Regions from separate parts of the Homo sapiens genome. Here region 1 is linked to region 2. Evidence: read pairs that join two places in POLR2A ChIA-PET (ENCODE). Cell type or tissue: CD4-positive, alpha-beta T cell. All regions are shown on one strand. Links, peaks and the distances in the headings refer to the core of each region. The heading gives the core; the rest is flanking DNA.

What was found. ChIA-PET counts read pairs that join two places held together with the same protein. Peaks named below come from ENCODE experiments on the same cell type or tissue, not always from the same donor. Only the 100,000 strongest peaks of a DNase experiment are listed, where the experiment ranks them.
Region 1: POLR2A ChIA-PET joins it to region 2 with 16 read pairs; 10 of 35 experiments call an interaction of 5 or more read pairs at or near these places.

What each region holds. Positions count from the first base shown.
Region 1 is chr9:134,388,956-134,393,955 of GRCh38, reverse strand. The region is part of intron 1 of RXRA (retinoid X receptor alpha); the gene reads right to left. Among named protein-coding and RNA genes, the nearest start is that of MIR4669, 12 kb to the right of the region's middle. RefSeq lists enhancers at 1-67, 1,924-2,133, 2,174-2,663, 2,714-2,813, 3,194-3,283 and 1 more and a silencer at 679-973. In CD4-positive, alpha-beta T cell, for the core only: no CTCF peak of the experiment used is centred there; DNase peaks (open chromatin) are centred at 154, 1,895, 2,445 and 3,205; H3K4me3 peaks cover 2,218 bases; H3K27ac peaks cover 3,067 bases.
Region 2 is chr9:134,160,709-134,168,510 of GRCh38, reverse strand. RNU6ATAC (RNA, U6atac small nuclear) reads left to right here and starts at 3,947; the gene lies at 3,947-4,072. LOC124902297 (a long non-coding RNA gene) reads left to right here. Exons shown (of 2, transcript XR_007061834.1): 2 at 1-4,073. RefSeq lists enhancers at 4,311-4,550, 3,965-4,930. In CD4-positive, alpha-beta T cell, for the core only: CTCF peaks have their summits at 4,820 and 5,033; DNase peaks (open chromatin) are centred at 2,980, 4,113, 4,550, 5,030 and 2 weaker places.

The DNA of each region.
Region 1 (5,000 bases), core at 1-5,000, 230 kb before region 2:
CTGGCCAGCGGCAGAAGGAAGAATAGGAAGTGGTGCCGAGGCTGATGGCCACCCTTGCACAGCCCACTCATACAGCCCAGGGGCGCTGGGGTTAGACCCAGTGGTGGCAGGTACAGCTGCAGCCCAGCCACAGTGAGGGAAGTGGGAAGCACACACAGGAGGAAGAGGGTGCTCAGGAGGGGGCTCCCCATGAGCAGTCAGTGCCTGCACCCAGGAAGCATTCAAGACAGAGCTGAGAGGTGAAGACACTCACTAACTGGGGCATGAGGGCTAGGGTTTTTGCAGGAACCCCACCCTGTCATGCCTACTCCCCTGAGAAGCCCACCATGGGAGCTGCGGCCACAGGCCTCACACCAGGCCCAGCTACATTCAACCAGATATGCACGCACCACCTTCCCCGAGTCTTGCAGCCGTTGCTATGATCACCCACCACGCTGGCAGGGCTGCCAGATGCCCATGGCGGCCACTGTCCAGGGATGCCCCAGGCGCTAAGGGGCACACTTAACCTGGGACCAGGCTGCCTGAACCACCATGGTTCAGAAGAGGAAACAGCCCCAGAGCAGCATCCACTCCCAAATTCTTCACAGCTTAGAGGCAGATGTGGACAGGAGGGGCACACCTGGGCCAGGCAGCTGGGAGGTGCAGGCCAAACTCTTGACAGACCCCTGGTCCTCTGTGACCCAGCCTCCTGGTTGTGTCATGCCCCCTTCACCACCCTGTGTGTGCCCCAGTGCTACAGGGAGAAGAGCGCCCAGGTCGCTCATGGCTTTAGGCTGACGGCAGAGCCGGCTGCACCCCTCCCTGCCCAGCTCGCCCTGCACTTGGTCCGATGCCCCAGACGCTGGCTCAGGAAATGTCAATTCCCTACTGTCATTTCCCGCTTCCCCATGATTCCCGGGTTTCCCAGGGCAGGATGGGTTTTTTTTTTTTAAGAAGAAGCCAAGTAACCACCTGCAGAACTGGCCCCTAACAGGGACGAGCAGGCAGGGTCTGTCCCTAGAGGGCTGAGGGGCTGGCAATGACCGGCCAGTGACTGTGGGACTCGGAGCCCCATCCCAGAGTGCCTGCCCAGGGACGGGTTCCCAACGCAGCCGCTACTCCTCCACTCCCACGACTGGCACAAACCTCAAGGGACGCCCATCCCCAAGGTGCAACCCGCACGGCCAAAATGAAGTCCTGAACCCAGGGGCCAGGACCAGGGACCGCAAATCTGAGGCTGGCCCTTTTAGGAGAGCTACAGGGCATCTGATTTTACCAGGAAGCACCCACATCCCCCAGCCTAAAGATGGCTAGGGTAAGCGAGAATTCAGGTAGCCTCATGGACGGAGTCACCCACCCATCCCAGGGACCCAGAAGTCAGGAGGGCTTGGCCCAGCCAGCGCCAAGGAGGAAGCCAGAGGAGAGCCGTGATGGAAATCGCGCAGCTCTGGGGCCAGGCCTGTCCAGCCACGCTCGCTCCACTGGTTCCCAAAAAGGAGCTCCTGCCATGGGGGTACAGGGAGGAGGTGGGCTCAGGGCCACCCACCTAGAAAGATGCCAAGGGGCCCCGGAGAGTCCTGAGAGCTGCTTTCCAGCCACAAGGCCGGAGACACTCGGTAAGCTGACCTGTGCCCCTGTACGGCCATTCCCCCCGGGGCATCGTGAGCAGACCACCCATCTGCTGCCTGGGGCAGAGGCTAGGAGGGTGGGAGGGCGGGAGTCAAGCCCCAGTCCTGGCAGAGTCCCCGTGGAAAGAAGCGGAGTCACGGAAAGGGCGTGACCAAAGGCGTGGGGCCACCAGGAAGCTGGGAGCCCCAATCGCCTGCATGTGACGTCCTTCCCACCCTCCCCCTCTGCAAAATGGAGGCTCTGACACCGGGGCTTGCCCTGCACACTGCACCAAGCCAGGTGACTGTCACGGCCCCCTGCAAACACACAGACTCCATCATGTGGTAGAAGAGCTGCCGTAGGCCGCAGCTACCACAGCTCAAACACCTAACTGCAGGTGCACGCCAGGCCAACATTTCATTACATGAGCTCACAGAAGTGTGGTGACAAGGGGGAGCCGCTCCTCCTGCCCCCGTCCTGCAGGGGAGGAACCAGGGCTCAAGGAGGCGAGATGTTTCCAAGCCCGGAACAAGAGCTGCCGGGTCAACGCCTGGAGGCCTGGCTTTCTGAAGCCTCGGTCCACCCCTTGGCCACCCCTCGACCACCAGGGTGGCCAGACACAGCAGACACCCATGAGCCCTGAGAGTTCCAGCAATGACGCCCACCTTGGAGGACGGGTACCAGCTCGGGGACTTGGCAGAATGCTCACCTCTCCAGGGCCAGGCAGGGGCTCCTGGGCAGCGCAGCCTCCCTTCCAGGCCGTACCCCTGAACTGTGTCTAGCACCACCACAGGGCCAGACCTTCGAGGAGGGTGAGTGGGAAGCAGGGGAATTCCTGGAGAAACCCCGCCTGCCCCACAGCCCGCCTGTGTGGCGAGGGGGCCCCCAGCCTGTGGGCTCCTGGGGGTAGTTTCCCTTCAACAGGAAAAGAAATGATTCTTGTTTCATTTTGAGCCATGTTGCTCTCGGTGGCTCAGAGGCCCTGCCACCGCTGCCAGCAGCTCTGTCGTGGAACGGCCAGGCTTTCCACCCTCAGGGCGGCTCTCGTCTCCACCTTCATGTGCACGGCCACCTGGCTCAGGAACACCCCTGCAGTTCCTCAGGTCCCACCTGTGGTGGAGCGTGGCCAGCTCCATGCCAGAGGCCAACACGATGGTTCAGTCGGGGACTCTGAAATGATCAGGGCAGAGGATGCTCCCCCAGGCATGTCCTGGGGCCTGGCATGGGGCCGGCCTCTCTGGGGGACATCCCCAGTCTTCCCACGGCCCGCTGAGCAGCACCATTTGCAGATGGGGGCACCGGTGCTTAGAATAGGCAGGGCATGGCCACCGGGGCCACGCGGTGGACAGAGTCCAGGCAGGGAACCCCTGAAGGACAGAGCACCTGCTCAGCACCCAAGGCTGGCAGTGGGGACCCTCTCCAGCTGGTGCCGGCTTTCCAAGAATCCCCTCCACACCCGTGCCATAAGCCCAGGCCCACCCTAGCACGCAGCATCCTTCCCACAGAAGAGGCTTACCACCCACGCACCTGAGCCGGATGCCTGTCATGTGCAGGGGCCTGACTGGCGGGGCATCTGCAGACGGGGGACAGGGCCTCACCCATGAGACAGACCAAGAACGGGACGTCAGCCCGCTGAGCAGGACTTCCCCCATCACAACCCCAACATGGGCGCCCTCCCTGCCTCTGCCACTCCCAGGGCTGCGGCGGAGCTCAACGACACCAGCCCAGAGGCTCAACTGCACCCAGAGTTGCCTCTTCCGAGCTCAGCCTCAGCACGTCCCTCCTGCCCCGCAGAAACTTGCTGAGGGCCCGGGTCAGGCTCATCACCACTCTGAGCGAGACAAACCACCCCGTGGCCACAGGCGCCACAGGCCCCACAGGCTGAGCCTCAGAAACCTCCCTCCTGGCTGCCGTGCCTGCTGTGTAGGGCCTGGCCCCCCACCCACTGTCCCAGACTGGGGGCTTTGGACTTTGGGAGTGTAATGGGGAGCCCTGGGAACTTCTGGCAGCGACAGAGTGGACCTCCCGCCAAGTGACCCGTGGAAGGGACGGCAATGGAGAGGAGGGTGTGCTGAGCTGGCTTTAGCCTGGCCTGGGCTAGGTCTGAACTTGGCCACTTCTAGGGGCACCCGGGCCCCTACCCACTGTGTGTCAGACTCCCCCTCCCCTTCCCTTAAGCCCAGGGATTGGGGAGCGGACTCCACCCTGCACCAAGGAGATGCCGACCCAGGAGGCCGAGAGAAAAATCCTGCCGGGGAATGCAGGCAAGCGCAGGCTCCGGCCTGCTGCCCCCAGGACGGCCACCCCCATCCTCATCAAGGCTCTGACCCAAGGCCTCGCTGTGTCCCCTCCCAATCCCACCAATCGGCACATATCAGGGTACTGTGGCAGCAGGAGGGGACGAGCCGCTGGCCTGCAGATGCGAGGGTGAACAGGTGGCAGGCAGCTTCTCTGCTCCTCGGTGCCCAGCCCCAAGAACCTGAGACGGGGCTGCAGCTAGCACGCACGGTAACTCCCAGCCTAGCCGGCAGCCCCCAGGGGCCTCGGAAGGAAGGGGAGGGATGGAGAGGCCAGCTGCAGCTATGGAGTCTCTGTCCAGACTCTGGGTGACCCCATCCACAGAGTGCCTCCCGCAGGAACGTCTGCCAGCCCCCTCTGTACAGGCAGAGCCAGACATGGCCAAGTCCAGACCTTGCCCAGGCCAGGCTAAGGCCAGCTCAGCACACCCTCTCCACCACTGTCCCCTCCACTGGTCACTTGGCAGAATGTCCACTCTGTCACCATCAGAACTTCCCAGGGCTCCCTATTACACCCCCAAAATCCAAAGCCCCAGGCCTAGGATAGAGATGCCCAAGCCCTGGCCCCGCTAGCCCTCTGGGGCTAGCCCTCTGCTGTCCCAGGGCTCCCCATTATACCCCCAAAGTCCAAAGCCCCCAGCCCGGGACAGAGGCGCCCAAGCCCTGGCCCCCTAACCCCCTGGGGCCAGGCCTCTGCTGTCCCTGTCCAGCACCCTTCCCAGCCTGCTTGGCCTCACCAACGTCCACTTCTCTGGATCCCACGAGCAACCCCCCGGGGGTGACCAAAGCCAGCGCCCACGTGTGCAGGGAACCCAGCAAAACTGCATTTCCACCATTCTCTCCCCTCCTGACAAATCCGGGAAAACGGGTTCCGTGAAATGGCAACAACGTGCAGTCTGTGCCATCCAGAGGGGCAGGGGACGGGAGCGAGCTGAGGGCGTCCACGACAGGACCGGCCAGGTGGCGGATGTGACTCTCCGAGGAGGACCCAGGAGACCAAACCCCTCCTTGGAGGACCAGAGCTTGGCAGGGAGGTGAGTGGACACAGGCCTGAGGCCACCCTGGAGGAGGCAGGTCACCGGGTCTCAGCCCTCTGGGGCATCCAGCACGAAGGAG
Region 2 (7,802 bases), core at 1,667-6,666:
ACCACTGCACTCCACCCTCAGCAACAGAGCGAGACACCGTCTCAAAAAAAAAAAAAAAAAAAAAAAAAAACACAGAACGCAACCTCACCAGCCTAGAGATCCCATTAGCCAAGACAGTTGAGTAAATGACACATCCCCCAGGCCTCATTTTCATAAGCCCTCCTGCCAACTAATAGGCTTTTTTCTTTTCTTTTCTTTTCTTTTTTTTTGAGACGGAGTCTCACTCTGTTGCCCAGGCTGGAGTGCAGCGGCGTGATCTCAGCTCACTGCAACCTCCCGCCTGGGTTCAAGCAATTCTCCTGCCTCAGCCTCCCAAGTAGCTGGGATTACAGGCACCCGACACCACACCCAGCTAATTTTTTTATTTTTAGTAGAGATGGGGTTTCAACACATTGGCCAGGATAGTCTCAAACTCCTGACCTTGTGAGCCGCCCTTCTTGGCCTCCCAAAGTGCTGGGATTACAGGTGTGAGCCACCACGCCCGGCTAGGCTTTTCTTTAAAGAAAAAAAAAAAGGAATTGTGCAAGTTTATTTAACACAGTATTTCCCAGTTTTCTTCCCTTCTGTCCATGGGACATTTCAAGAGACAACTGGTCACTGAAGCCAATGCCAGGAAATGCTGCTTGAGGGCAAATAACAAAAGCCTTCCAGCTCCCGTTACTAGGGCTGCCAAATTTAGCAAATAAAAATACAGGGCACTCCACTACATTTGAAGCTCAGATAAACAATGAATAAGTTTTAGTATAAGTGTGTCCCATGAAATATTTGGGATATGCTTACAGTAAAACATGACTCATTTGTCTGAGATTCCATCTCAATGGGGCATCTTGTATTCTATGCAGCAGCCCTGCCTGCCTCGACACTTGAGGGGAAAAGCACGCATGGTCCAGGGCTCTGCCAGGGCTGGAAGGGAACCCATGCCCACCCTGCCCATGTCCAGCACTGAGAGCTGGGGGCCGGGTCCCTACCCCACCACTCTAGCAATAACTCATGGGGTGGGCTGGGTATGTTGGCTCATGCCTGTGATCCCAGCACTTTGGGAGACTGAGGCAGGTGGATCACTTGAGGTCAGGAGTTCAAGACCAGCCTGGCCAACATGGTGAAGCCCCATCTCTAGTAAAAATACAAAATTAGCCGGGTGTGGTGGTGTGCGCCTGTAATCCCATCTACTCAGGAGGCTAAGGCCAGAGAATCGCTTGAATCCGGAAGACGGAGGTTGCAGTGAGCCAAGGTGGCACTACTGCACTCCAGTCTGGGAGACAGAGCGGGATCTGGGAGGGCATCCTCTATGCCATGTCTGACTGTAGATCCCCAGGTGGTGACAGGCCCTAACTCCATGAGACGTTCATTTTCCACTATTCGGGATAAGCGTTCAAATTCCTCATGGTTGGAGGAATTCTCCATCTTTGAGACTCCATCTCAAAAAAAAATTGTGTGGTGCCCTTGAGCAAGTTCCTCCCCTCCCTCAGTGTCCGTGTGCAAAAAATGGGAGGGTCAGTAGGCGATCTCATCTTTTCTTATTTCTGGAACTTTCTCTGGATGTAGCCTGATTTCATACAGGAGACTCTAAGAACGGCCCTCAGAAAGTGAGACTTAGGATCCAGTGAGTTATATCCCTGGAGACTCGAGTGGAGTGCAAAGTGTACTCCCCGATGGTGACCACTCTGATTGCCCCGTCCACCTTTCTGCCCCAGGCGCCAGGCACATGGAGCCAGGCCGACTCTTCCTGTGGTCTAGAGACATTTGTGGGCCCCAGAGGGACTTCCAGCGGTTGACATGAGCCATGTGCCCGAATCGGGGCTGAGGGCATGAGTCTCAGGGCAATACCAACACTGATCATGCCTTTGTTCAACAAACACTTTGGGACGCCCTGTGTGCAAGCGCTGGGCTCATCTTGGGATGCAGCAGTCAGCAGGAGACGCAGCGTCTGTCAGAGCCGGAGTTCCAGAGGCACCAGCAGACACAGGGCAAAGCCACCTCCATCCGTGCATCGCAGGCTGTTTCCACGGGTTCTGCGCCAAGTCCGAGAGGGTGCTGTGGCCTCCCAGGTCCTTCCATCCTTGCCCTCCCAACCCTGCAAAGACCCTCTTGCCATCTTCCCTCTTCTTGGGTTACCACTGGTAAGCCTCCTGGGTGATGTGCAGACCTCCGACCTCCACCCAAAGTAAAGACAGGCTGCTATGATGGCGGGACCCAAAGGGCCTCAATGAATACAGATTCCCAGGCCTGACCACAGACCCTGGACTCAGACTAGGGAAGAGGCAAGAATCTGCATTTTAGCAAACCCCGTCCTCGTTGACAACACAGGCAGGTGGGCAGTGCACAGAATGCCGGCTGGGCAGATGCTTGGGCCCCCTGGATCACGCAGATCCCCAAAGCCACCAGTCCTTCACAGTCTGGGCCCCAGGGTGACACCAGGCCTCCCATTGCTGAAGATCACCAGGCAAGCACACCACTCTCAGCCCCCAAGGTCCTGGCTCTGACCTCCAGGCTGCTGCTCCCCACCCCACACCTTGACCGTCATTGCAGGGTGAGCAGTGCCTTCCTCATGCATTTGGTTTCCTATCTGTAATCCAGAGCTTGCCCTGAACCTTCTGGAGAAGACCTGACTCAGGGTGCGGCTGGCCTTCCGCAGCAGTGCCCGGCCCAGCCTGCCAGGTCTCCAGGGAGAGGAAATTAAGGAAACTTAAGGACCTGCCTTAACCTACAAATTCACTTTTGTTTTTTCTAATTAATATGCACAACTGGAAACACACACAACTCAAAAGCTCTGAGAAATGAGTATGGCCATTCCCAGCCCACAGCACACGGCCACCAGGAGTGAGCCACTGAGGACCTCTGTGCTTGTTTGTGCACACATCCATGTGGGCAGGCACATGTGTCTGCATGTGTATACACATATTCACGTGTGTAAACGCGTGTCCACCATCCATGCGTGCACTTGCACGTGTGACTCGTGTGCAGACATGTGCGCGTGTAGACATGGGCGTGTGTACACATGCGTATGTACATACGTGTAAGGACGTGTGTGCACCCATGTATGGACACGTGCATGAATGTGCAGAGGTGTTGAGGGCGCATGTGCATCGCGCGCACAGCGATCATCCTCACCAGGCCGGGTGGTGCCCCAGGCTGTGCAGACCCTCGGGCTCCTTGTCAGGAAGGCCGCGCGTCCCCGGTCCCCGAGCCTCGCAGAGCCCTGCCCATCGAGTCGATGGGAGGGGCCCGGCCTGCGAGGCGCCAGAACAGCCCCGGGGTCCACGGAACGGAGGACGAGAGCAGGACGGGACCGCGCCAAGGCGCCAATACTGACGTTGTAACCTGGAGCCGGAGGACACGCGAGGACGCCAGAGCCGAAACCGGTTCCAGGGCACTCGGCCGTTCTAAGGCTCGAACTCGCCACCCAAGACCACGCAGAGCTTGCGAAAACGGGGCTGAGCCGGCGCGGCGCATGCGCGGGCGGCGTCCCGCGCACCACAGGGTCCTGAACACCCGCAGTTCCCGGGGCAGGGCCGCGTCCGGAAGTCCGTGGAACGGATCTTCCGATCCTTGTTCTCTGATTCGTTACCAACCTTCCACTTCCGTAGACAGTTCTTCCCGCCTTCCGCCGTCTGCTAGGCGTGTCGCCGCAGGAGGTGCGCGCCCGCCCTGTTTTGTTTCCGGGGGAATCTACTTCTCTGAAGGACGCTCGGGACTTCCGTTTGTTCCCCTCAGCTTCTAATTGGCTACTTTTATGAATATATTAGGGCACGAAAAGTGGTAGATTTTTTTCTTACACGTTCAAATTTTAAAAAAGACGATTAATTGAATGCGAACATTTGTGGTTTCCCACTGAACCGTGACATTTTTATAAATGTACCTCCATGGATAGCGAACAAGAAGTCACCCTCACCGAAAGGCGAGTGGAGCTTTCGTCCTTAAATAAAGTGCGCAGGGAAGCCGAGGCGTGTTGTATGAAAGGAGAGAAGGTTAGCACTCCCCTTGACAAGGATGGAAGAGGCCCTCGGGCCTGACAACACGCATACGGTTAAGGCATTGCCACCTACTTCGTGGCATCTAACCATCGTTTTTTTTTTTTTGGTGTTTTGTTTTTTATTTTTCTTCAGACGGAGTCTTATTCTGTCGCCCAGACTGGAGTGCAATGGCGCGATCTCGGCTCACTACAACCTGCACCCCCTGGATTCAAGCGATTTTCCTGCCTCAGCCTCCCGAGTAGCTGGGATTACAGGCGCGCGCCACCACGCCCGACTAATTTTTTTGTAATTTTAGTAGAGACGAGGTTTCGCTATGTTGGCCAGGCTGGTCTTGAACTCCTGACCTCAGGTGATCCGCCCGCTTCGGCCTCCCAAAGTGCGGGGATTACAGGCGTGAGTCACCGCAAAGCCCCGGGGCATTTTTCGTTTTATCTTTTATCTTCTTTCCTTGGGACACGGGCGCGGGTCGCACTTGTGCACGGGCGCGCCGTTCCGCCGCTGCTTGGGGCTTTTCCGTTCATCTTCACCGCCCGTTCTTGGCATTGGGTCGTGTTCGCGTCTCGACACCCGACAGGGCCCGTCTCCCGAGGGCGCCTCGGTCGCCGCATGAGGCACAGGGCGGCTCGGCGGGTTGACGGGCGCGTCCCTAGCATCGCAAACGTTCAGGGCCTGGTTCAAAGCCTGACGGAAGTTTCCGCTCAACATTGATTCATTCACAGAAAACTAAGCACTGGGCACGGCCCGGAGATACGGCAGCTACCGAGCGAAGCCGCTGCCCGGCCGGAGCGCATTCCCGGCCATTCCACAGCCTCCGCCCCGAGCCCCGTGGAGACCCGCTCCAGCGAGCAGGGCGGACGGGGAGGTCCACACCCAAGTCCAGATCCAAGGCGGCGCGAGGACCTCGGAGCCCTGAGACGCAGGGAGGGCCCCGCAAGGTCCCGGGGCTGGAGGGGAGCCAGGGGCCAGGAGAGGGATCAGGGGACGACCCGTTTGGCCCGGGGCCCCAGGGACCTGTGCAAGGACCTGAGCTTCGACCCTCGGCAAGGGCGAGACCTTGGAGAACCTCCCGCAGGGGAGGGACGGGACCGAATGAGCTCAAAGGACATCCCTGGCGGCCACGCTGAGAACAGCCCAGCGGGCAAGGATGGCAGCGGGAAGACCTTCGCGGCTGCGGCGGGGCGAGGCCGGAGGCCGGGTGCGGGCACCATGGAGGGGCTGAGAGCCCTGGGTTCTGGAGAAGATGTGCCAACAGCCGTGGAGGGCAGGGTCAGGGGTAACTGCAGGGTGTCAGTCCCCCTCCGGGGAAGGACGCGGTGCCACCTGCTGAAACAGCCAAGGCTGCGGGAGGCGCAGGCCCCGGGAGCTGGAGGGCCCGGCACTGAGGCCTGGGATGTGGAAAATAGGCAGGCCAAGTGCGCGCCGCTCCAGGGCTCAGGACTGCGCAGTCAGCACACCAGCCACGTTAAAGCCACAGCCTGGCTGCATCCCTTAGGAGAGAGTGGGCCGATCCAGGTGAGGGCTCAGCCTGGAGGCTGGAAACCGCAGCCCAGCTCGCCCCCTGCACCCCGACAATGAAGCTACCAAGCGGCCTTCATCTGTTAGAGCCCCTCCCCTCGGGGTCACCCCATATTCTGGTATTTCCCTCCCCAAAAGACCTTATGGGAACCCTCCCTCCTGCTCACCAAGCTTTTGACAGAAGAGTCGACTATCAGGAAAAACAGAGAGACCTTGAAATAGGCATAAGGAAAAAACCCTTTGCTCAACCTAAGGAGTCTAAGCAGCCATCCAGGTCCTCTCCACCTTTGCTCTTTGCTGTTCATTGTTCACAGCTCGAAATCGTAGGAAGCTCAATGTGCCTGCCCAGTGGGATGTGATTATTACTGTGGATTTTGACCTTTTGCCAGTTTGAATCTATTTGCAATTTGTCTTAGCATTCGTTTCCCTGCGTAAGTGTGGTACTTTCAAGCGGTTGTAACATCTTACAGGTCCCCTCATTAGTTGAGTTACATAAAATCTTTGCCAAGTGGATCTCACCTTTAACAGTACCTGCACCCCCTGCTCCACCACACCTGTCGGGCTTGGTGGTGAGGGTCAGGGTCTCCCCCAAGGGCATGAAATGCCATCTCAGCCCACAGCCCAGGAGCGGGCATCACTCTACTGGGATTCAGCATCCTCTGCCCTTCCTCTGGGTAACCATACCTGATTCTCCTCTTCACTGAGTCTTTCTTTTCTCCTATTTCTCAGAACTCATCCTTGACCCTAAGGTAGCTCCTTGCTGGGACGGTGAATCCACACTGCCAACACCTTACCCCACCGCAGTGTTTTGAGAGCTTCCTTCATGGGCTGAAGAGCAGGATGTGCCAGGATGTGCCACACAGCTTGTTTTCCTAAATGACACAGATAGACCCCACCTGTGCATGGTTTCCCATAGATGGAAACCACCAGAAAGGCACCCCAGAGAGTGAGAATGGCAAGCGTGATGAGAGCATTCGCCTGGCCTGTGTGTCCCCGTGCATCACGTCTGTCATAGGCACAAACTCCTGTATGTTTTTTAACATAGGACTCAAGTAAGGACTGGAAAGATGTTTATCAAATAAAACCAATCTGCTAATGAGTCAGCTGTTTGAACACGCACACAGCACCACCCACCGTGGTGGGTGCATGGAGCATGGCCGGCTGCCTCCCCCACTGCCAGGTTACAGGGAACACAGGAGACAGGAAGATGCTGAACAGCCCCACGGAGACGCACTCAGCAAAACCAGACCAGGAGGCCACAAGATAAACGACCTGGTTTCAACGATACATGGCACAGAAAAAAGAGGGAGGACCTGGCGATTTAAAAAGACTCGAGGGACCGGGCTCAGTGGCTCACGCCTGTAATCCCAGAACTTTGGGAGGCCAAGGCAGGCGGAGCACTTGAGATCAAGAGTTCGAGACCAGCCTGGCAGCATGGTGAAACCCCATCTCTGCTAAAAATACAAAAATTAGATGGGCGTGGTGGGTGGGGGTCTGTAGTCCCAGCTACTCAGGAGGCTGAGGCAGGAGAATCACCTGAACCTGGGAGGCAGAGGTTGCAGTGAGCTGAGGTCGTGCCACTACACTCCAGCCTGGGCAAGAACAAGACGTCTCCAAAAAAAAAAAAAAAAACAGCTAGTAAACTAACCAGATGCAGGTGAAGACCTTGTCTGGTTCCTGATTCCATACACAAGCATACATGTGTATGCATGCATTTGTGCATGTGCACACACATACCCTATGCACACATACCTTGCAGGTACATCTACATACACATACACATACACATGCTGTGGTTTGCTGCACAAATGTACTTGTGTGCACCCATGTACAGGTGTGCACTACATGCATATATATGTGTACACATGCATGTGACGTGTGTATGTGTGTGTATGTGTGTGTATGTGTGCACAGGCACAATTTTTTAAAACATACTAAGACAACGGGAAATCTGAACATCAGATATTCAATTAAATAACTTTAGGGGGGCTGGGTACAATGGCTCACGCCTGCAGTCCCAGCACTTTGGGAGGCAGAAGTGGATCACTGGAGGCCAGGAGTTTGAGACACGCCTAGGCACCACAGTGAGACCCTGTCTCTGCAATAAAAATATTCAAAAATTCGCTGGCCTGCCTGGCCAACATGGCAAAACCCCAACTCTACTAAAAATACACAAAATAGCCGGGCCTGTAATCCCAGCTACTCGGGAGGCTAGGCCCAAGAATCGCTTGAACCGGGATGTGGGGATTGCAGTGAGCTGAGATGGCACCACTGCACTCCAGCCTGGGTGACAGAGTTAAACCCTGTCTCAAA